Regions from separate parts of the Homo sapiens genome. Here region 2 is linked to region 1. A link is an interaction called in ENCODE POLR2A ChIA-PET data of the cell type or tissue named here. Cell type or tissue: Panc1. All regions are shown on one strand. Each heading gives the region's core, and the rest is flanking DNA. Links, peaks and the distances in the headings are about the cores only.

What was found. Peaks named below come from ENCODE experiments on the same cell type or tissue, not always from the same donor. Only the 100,000 strongest peaks of a DNase experiment are listed, where the experiment ranks them.
Region 2: POLR2A ChIA-PET joins it to region 1 with 16 read pairs; 2 of 35 experiments call an interaction of 5 or more read pairs at or near these places.

Annotation. Positions count from the first base shown.
Region 1 is chr16:47,272,304-47,276,711 of GRCh38, forward strand. All of the region lies in intron 10 of ITFG1 (integrin alpha FG-GAP repeat containing 1), which reads right to left. It overlaps ITFG1-AS2 (ITFG1 antisense RNA 2), which reads left to right and starts at 669. Exons shown (of 3, transcript XR_007065056.1): 1 at 669-4,408. In Panc1, for the core only: no CTCF peak of the experiment used is centred there; no DNase peak of the experiment used is centred there.
Region 2 is chr16:47,452,372-47,456,779 of GRCh38, forward strand. It overlaps ITFG1 (integrin alpha FG-GAP repeat containing 1), which reads right to left. Exons shown (of 18, transcript NM_030790.5): 3 at 1,642-1,787; 4 at 362-419. Among named protein-coding and RNA genes, the nearest start is that of ITFG1, 6.5 kb to the right of the region's middle. In Panc1, for the core only: no CTCF peak of the experiment used is centred there; no DNase peak of the experiment used is centred there.

The DNA.
Region 1 (4,408 bases), core at 312-4,311:
GGGAATTGGAGAGTAACAGCTAAGGTGAATGGGGCTTCTTTTTAGGGTAATAAAATGTCCTAAAATTGCTTGTGATGATGGATGCACAACAATATGAATACATTTTTTTTTAATTGAAGTCCAGCTCTGTTGCCCAGGCTGGAGTACAGTAGTGTGATCTCGGTTCACCGCAATCTCTGCCTCCCAGGTAGAAGTGATTCTCCTGCCTCAGCCTCCTGAGTAGCTGGGATTACAGGCACGCGCCACCACGCCCAGCTAATTTTTGCATTTTTAGTAGAGATGGGGTTTCACCATGTTGGCCAGGCTGGTCTCGAACTCCTGACTTCAAGTGATCTGCCTGCCTCGGCCTCCCAAAGTGCTGGGATTACGGGCGTGAGCCATTGCGCCCAGCCTGAATACACTTTTAAAAGCCACTAAATTGTATAGAATAAATGGGTGAATTGTATGGTGTGTGAATTATATCTCAACAAAGTGGTTAATACAAAAGTTAACTGCAGAACATTTCAACCTATTTAAAAAACCCATGGTAAATGTTTAAGTGACATAATGTGTAAAATGTACATATTAAATGTTGCTTCTCTGAATATGCCAATATTTGTATATCTAGTATGCAATTTTTTTGAGGCTGGTTTTAATTTATCTTCAAAGGCTATAAAATTGGTGGTGTTACTCAATACACTACCACTTGATGAGGTCTGGGTTATTCTAGGTGGTTAATGTGCTGTAAGCAACTGTCTTACTTCTCATTAAGAGAGGTAGCTTATGGATCATTTAACTTAAAGTCTGATTTTTCTCCTTGGCTGTCCTTAGAGCTCATGTCCATTTTAGTCATTTCTATATTCAGTGAGTTCTCCTCTTCCAGACTGTCTTTAACTCTCTTCCTTAATTCCCCAATTTCATTATCAGCCTAGACTCAAATGGAAAGAGCTTCAATGTGGGGATACGTCTGTCTTACTGTATAAACCTTAGGAAAGCCAGTTCTACATGGAGAAGAAAAACAAATTAAGAAGAAACACAAATAAGTCCATTAGGAATCCTCTAAAAATTAAACATTAAAAAAATGATGCTCTGAAACCCATGCTGCCTACTATCGGTAAGTGCAGAATGCTTAGCTAAGCTGATATAAAACTTTCACTTAGAAATACTAAATATTATTGAAGTGTTTTGCAACATATGCTACTGACAACAAGAAATAGTCAAAGGCAATTAATTGATATTCACAATAAAGTTCACTTTATCTCTGGGCAAATGCAATCCATTTATCCCCAGTCAGTGTCTAGGATATGTGACTCAGTGGGGGAGACAGCACATGTTACCTGAATGAAAAAAGGAAGCGAGCATCTTTTGTAGAGGGAGGCCAACTGAAAGGGAAACCTAATGGAATATAACACTGTGACTGCTGAAAAGTTTCTGTCAAATAGGTGAGTAGAAAATATTTTGTCATGTTTTAATTTACCTATATTCAAAAGAATCTATTAGTTTGTTTGTTTATTTATTTATTTATTTATTTATTTAGAGATGGAGTCTCACTCTGTTGCCCAGGCTGGAGTGCAGTGGTGTGATCTTGGCTCACTGCAAACTCCTCCTCCAGGGTTACTACAAAATATTCATTAGCTCATAAAAGGTAAGAAATCCATGTACTTTAATAACTATGAGATACAAGAATTAATCGGCTGGGCGTGGTGGCTCACGCCTGTATTCCCAGCACTTTGGGAGACCGAGGTAGGTGGACTGCTTGAGGTCAGGAGTTCAACACTAGCTTGACCAACATGGTGAAACCCCATCTCTACTAAAAATACAAAAATTAGCTGGGTGTGGTGGTGGGTGCCTGTAATCCCAACTACTCGGGAGGCTGAGGCAGGAGAATCGCTTGAACCTGGGAGGTGGAGGTTGTGGTCAGCCAAGATTACGCCATTGCACTCCAGCCTGGGGGACAGAGGGACTCCATCTCATAAAAAGAAAAAAAAAGAACTAACCAAATGTAAGATTCAATCTTATCATCTTGAGAAAAGTTTGACCATGCTGAGTTAACAGAATTGCCCACCTTAAGAAGGTGCATTTATCCTATCAATGAAAGTGTATTAAAGTAAGATTAAACCAGGAATGTATATAAAATCAGCTATTAAATCCTTTGCTAAGCAGAGAACAGAACACTTAGACAATTAACTAAAACTTGGGCTGAAAGAAAGAACAGATGTAACACAATTAGCCCTTCTAGTAAAAAAAACTGAAAACTTTTTTCCTTTTCAGGTTACTGTTGGCCTTAGGTGACCCCAAGTGACCCAATTGAAGATTTAAGCTTCACATGCTATGAGATGAAATTCTCTCTTCTTATTATAATGGTAGCTTTAAAACTGCCAAACAATAGAATACCTATGATAATGAAAATTTGTAGAAAATACCACTAATAAACTCTCACTTCTATATATCCTTATATAGACGTAACAGCTTGTTACGTCTGCTAACAAGCTGTTGAAGACGTAGAGAGATGAACTACAGTGGGAAAGGCCATTAGTCCAATAGATGTTTTGTGGAACAAAATCTGAGTAAGTCTGCTTAAATACCATAGCCATAATGAAAAAGCCTTTCAGAAAGTCCATGATTGTTCCTTCACTCTTTAGAATTCTATTTCAAACTCTGTAGTATGTAAAGAATTGAAATATAATTCAAACTCTGTTCACTATGGGAAGAAGGGGAGGGAAGGAATTTCTAAGACTTATGAACAATAGAATTTTGAAAGTGTGGCTAACACAACCAGGGATTTTATCTGGTGAATTTTACATATCACATGTCTGTTATTTTTAATAGTTTCCTCTGCTTGGGTTCATGTTCATAAATCTTTTGCTAAATTTCCACATGTACCTGACATGTATGAATCTGTTATTCTACTCTGTTTAGCTGACATTGAATGTCTACTTCCTGAAAGGACCTGGAATAATATATTTTCTTTGGATTTGAGAATCCCAGTCCTCTCCTTTGTTATTATATTTCTTCAACTGCTGTTTTTGGATTATACAGGGCACTGTTTGTGAAATGTCACTTATGGGGCTAAATAATAATGCTATCAAGTAAATACACAATAATAGGTATTTATAAAATATAGCTATATAAAATACAGTACATTTTATATGAGAGAGTTGCATCACACAAGCATAGCTTCTCAAGCTAGTAAGATAAAAATCACGTACATGCTGGAGTTAATCCACACAGATTTAACGTTCTGAATCCAACTGCATGCTTGACATGCTGTAGGAGATCAATATATAATCTGTTTTTCACCAACTGTAGAGGTATAGTAAAAAGGCTAGAGAATTGTGTTTTCATATGTAATCTTCTCCATTTTATCTTACAATATATATTACTGTATATGTATAGGGAAGATGACACAAATCCATATATGTATATTTTAACTTGTGAGTGATTTAATGGATTTTAAAGAGTAATTCTGCCATTTTTAGACTGACTTTAAAACCTAATTTGTGATTCTGCCACATATCAAAATGCAAACAGTGATCATCTCTGGGTGATTTTTAAGCTTTTAAAATTTGTACTTCCTAAATTGCTATAATCTGTGATTAGAAGAATAAATAAAATAAAAAGTACTGTACTATATTTACATTCTATTAAGTCATACATGGTTCTGTTACATATTACAAAATAAACTCTTCTGAATAAAAAGAATGTATGGTCATGAACAAGTCAATGATACCAAATAACACCATGACTACTCAACACTGTAATGAAGGTCCTGGCCAATGCAATAAGACTAAAAAAGAAAGAAGAGATACAATACTTACATAGCAAGAGATCATTTTTATTTTCAAATGAAATAATTATCTATATAGGAAATCCAAGAGAATATGCCAATTATTAGAATAAGAAAATAGTCAGATTGATGAATATAAGATCCACATACCAAAATCAATAGCCTCCTTAAATTTCAATAATAGTCATTAGAAAAGTAATAGGAAAAAAAAATCTCATTCAATAACAATGAAATCTCTAAGTTTTAAAAAATAATCTAGCAAAAGCTGTGTCGGAGTTTTATGAAGATAATGGCAAAACATTACCAGGGGAAATGTAAAGACAATGTGAATAAATGTTATGGAATGGAAGATTCAACATCACAAATAGTTCCTCAAAAATTAATCTTTAAATAAAATGTAATCAAATCAATCAAGAAGTCAACAGAATTTTTTTTGGTCAAATAAGAAAAATTAATTCTAAATTCATGTGAAGGGACAAAGGGACAAGAATAGTCAAGACAATTCTGAAGACAAAATTACATGGGAAGGTATTTCCCTATCAGATATCAAACATTATTTTAGAGCTAGAATGATTAATACTATGTGGAATCAGTGCACAGACTGATAATTAAGGTAAGGCACCAAAATAGAAGGCACAGAAA
Region 2 (4,408 bases), core at 409-4,408, 180 kb after region 1:
AAAATTTCTCCTTAATATAGGAATCTTTCTAAATTTCTAGAGGAAACTGTATCCTAAATATCAAATATAACAGTTTTACTCAAAAACAGGTATCTTAATTCTTTCAGTAATGACAGCATAGATCCATAATGGACACATTTGAAGCGACTGAAATAAAAACACAAATCTCTTCTACTTTCCAAAATAATAAATTTCATTTTTCTTTGTCCTATCTGATGGCAAATAAATACAATATAATCAAAGGTACAGGCCTCTGAGTGAATTTAGTATTTTTATTACTAAGCAAAGTAGTTTCCTATGTGAAGATTTTATTTTATGTTTAAGTTTAAAATCGTTTCAAAGGAAGCAAGCCCATACTTACTCCATAATTAGTGGCTCATCTTGAAAAGTCCTATTGAGTATGGTCATATTGTTAGGATCTGCAAAAAAGATATATATATATATGAATTAGCAGGCATTTTATATTACTTTTGATATCTATGCTTAGGAAAAAATATTCTTCTACTCTTTTCTAGATTTATCTCTGATTTATTCCAACTATTATCATTAATGAGATACTATAAATCTAGTTCAAATGAACATCAAGCTTGCAAAGACAAAATATTGGGAGAATACATTCTACAGTGAAGACTAGCATTACAATAACCTCCTTTTGAGGTATGCATCTAAATATTTGCTAGCTGAGTCTTTGTCTTTACACAATTTAGTGCTAGAGAGGTTGACAATTAACAAGGTTTTGGTGTAAAGAAGGCCACATATGCAAAACTTCCTGGTTCTAAAATGTACATGCTTATATACAAGCTTTGTGCATGGTACTCCCTCTGTAAATATTTATTGACTTAATGAATATAATGTATCGCGATTACTGTTTACATTCCCAAATGGTGCAGAAAACATGACTGAAATTTGGCTCCATGAACAAAGTTGCCTATTTAGGTATAACTAATTGGCTTTTCAGATAAGGCTTGATGATTTGTGACTAGGTATGGTAGACTGACTCTCGAACCATACTTCAACTTTTTTGTGCTTTCCTGTGCTAAGGAGACTAGAAACCAAAAATAGCATTTTCCAGATATTGTGGCATCTGAGATGCTGAATAAAAGTTAAGCCTTGCCAATCAGATACACTGTGAGTCTTAAAGGCATGAATGAGGTAAAGGCTGTTTCTCTGCTATTTCTATCTGTGTCTGCTCACTGAATTTGGGAGTATCAAGAGACCAGGTGCAGCATTCATTTTGCTAGTGAGAATCACTGCAGGCACAGCATCATTCTGGCAGCAGTTGTGTAACTAGCCACTTCTGATAGGGGAAAGAGGCAGTAGCTTTTTTGATGATATTGGGATTGCTCCTGAAAGCTCAACCTAGAGTTTATTCTTTAGCCATCTCAATGATTCTGTGAGCCACTAAAATCCTTTAATAAATCTCTGTCCTCTTTAAGCTAGTAAGAATGAAGTTTGTCAGTAGAAGTGATCCCTGCCCAGTTCAGGGTTGAAAAAGAAAAATCAGGAAATAAACTTTGAAAAAAGGTTTTACAATTATTGACACCCAAGAACAGTATTTTTGAACTGATTTCAGAACAATATTTTGTTACATTTACCTTCATATTCAATGATAAATATTAAAAATTTTTAAAACAAATTCACCTAATGTTTGATTTTGTCCCCAGAAGATAACAGCTCCTAATTCACTCTTGGCATAATTTTTGGGAAGATATGTCAGAAGGACATCCATTTGAGAATCTCCATCATAATCCCCAGGGACTACACTTGTTATCAATGCACTGTGATTCCTAAAAGAAACAAGCATTTACAAATATCAGACAAGTTGTAATGGAAAAGGACAATTCTGTATTTCTACCACACAAAAATATTTTCAATGAAAAACTTAAAACTTAACAGAACTGACTGATTGCCTTCTCTTTCCTATCTTTTCATCCATCATGTATTTAGACCTCTTTGGTCTAAAAAAGAGTTCAGAATGAATGCAGAATAGTCTCAAGAAACAAGACAAATCTGAAATATGTCGAGAGAAAACGTGTTTATTATGTTCAAGCAATGGCTAGTATAGCCCTTCTATATAGTTCCTTTGTCAAGGACACCAAGACATTCGGATGGTGTTTCTAACAAATGGAGGCTCATAATTGCCAAAGCAGTAAGCATTATCACTGGGATGTTTTCAATTAAAAGATATTATTTATAAAATATTTAGTTTGGATTTTAACATAAATTCAAAATTTACAGTAAAAATTAAAAGAATCATTTTATTTCTGAAAGCTAGTAAATTAAGAATGGAATTTTTTTTAACGAAACTTGGCAATCAATATAGCATCCAAACATATATATCTAACTTTATATGTATATTTTTATTTTTTCCTTTTCATAGGTATTGATATATTTTTATTAACAAAATAATTCTAAAATTATTTATATGAATCTTGAAAGCTTAACGTCCTGCAGTCTTATTATCTGAGCGACCCAAGCAAAAATTAGGCCTTTAATTCATTTTATACTTAATTCTACTCAGATGAAATAGCAAGACAGCAAATTTCCAATTAGACTATAGATAATTACTTTCTTAATGCATCAGTGGTAGTTCTTTCTCCCTCTCACTCAGCAAGGTAAGAACCAAGTGGTGTATTTCTGGAAAGTCTCAGGAATTAAGGATTTAAATTACAGTAATGGGTAAGGTTTTGGCCTTAAGCTAGACACAGGAGTTAACCAAAAGTCTACAAAAGGAACAATTTAACCCTTGCCCACAGCTCTACCCTATTTCTAGAATGTTAGTCTGTCAAGAACATACATGCAGGGCAAAAGATAGTAGACTAGTCCCACTAGGCAATACATTTCCAATTATTTCTTTTGCACCTTACTTGAAAATGTGAGTAGACACCTGCCTTCTGAAGAAAACTTTGACTATTAAAGAGAGCTAAAACAAATAGCAATAAGGAACCTGAAGAAAACAGAACTAATGCAACAAAAGAAAACTTCAAAATTACACTTAAGAGAAAAAAGTCTGTCTATAAAAAAAAAAACAAACCAACAACAGTATGCTAAAAGACAACATCAGTAAGAAAACAAAAGAAAAACCTCGGAAATTAAAAATGTGACACCTGGCTGGGCGCGGTGGTTCACGCCTGTAATCCCAGCACTTTGGGAGGTGGAGGTGGAGGTGGGTGGATCACTTGAGGTCAGGAATTTGAGACCAGCCTGGCCAACATTGCAAAACCCTGTCACTATTAAAAATACAAAAAGTAGCCAGGCGTGGTGGCGTGCATCTCTAATCCCAGCTACTTGGGAGGTTGAGGCAGGAGAATCGCTTGAACCCAGGAGGTGGAGATTGCAGTGAGCCAAGATTGGACCATTGCACTCTATCTAGCCTGGGCAACAGAGCAAGACTCCATCCCCCACCAAAAAAAAAAAAAAAAAAAAAAGGACTTAGAATTTAAAAGAGAAAGTTGAGAAAACCTCCTGCAAAGGAAAATAAAACAAAACTAAATGATAAAAATAAGAAACAGATAAGATAAAGGAATAAAGGATGAACCCAGGCAGACTAATCAACTGATAGAAACTCCTAAAAGAGACAAAAAAATTTTTCAAAGAAATATTTAATAATGTAAGAGTATTTCAAAAAGCTCCCAAGGATAGAGGCCTCTAGCTTGAAAGGGCCCACATAATGCCTAGCATAATAAGTAAAGAATAATCATTCCTGTAATTGCAGCACTTTGGGAGGCGAAGGTGGGAGGACAGCTTGAGCCCAGGATTAGGTGCCTACAGTGAGCTATGACTGTGTGACTGCACTCCTTTTTCACCTGGGTGATAGAGAAAGACCCTGTCTTTATCAAAAAAGAAAAACAAATCTATACCAAGGCACATCATCATGAAATCAGAACAAAATAGAAAAAGAAGAGACTCCAATAGCTTCCAAAATTAAAACAATTTACATTTAAAAGATTAGGAGAAAGAAGAGGGTTGAATTTTAAAACTGCAACCCATGAAGCTAGAACACAATAAGCTAACCAAACTTTTAAGAGTGGGTAGATGCCGGGCGCGGTGGCTCATGCCTACAATCCTAGCACTTTGGGAGGCCAAGGCAGGTGGATTGCCTGAGCTCAGGAGTTTTGACACCAGCCCGGGCAACACGGTGAAACCCTGTCTCTACTAAAATACTACAAAATTCGCTGGGCGTGGCGTTGTGCACCTGTAGTCCCAGCTACTCAGGAGGCTGAGGCAGGAGAATTGCTAGAACCAGGGAGGTGGAGGTTCCAGTGAGCTGAGCTTGTGCCACTGCACTCCAGCCTGGGAAACAGAGTGAGACTCTGTCTCTAAAAAAAAAAAAAAAAAAAAGTGGGTAGAAAAACTTTTTGGATGTGACAGGACTTATCAGGCATCCTTTCTCAGGAATTTCTGGAAA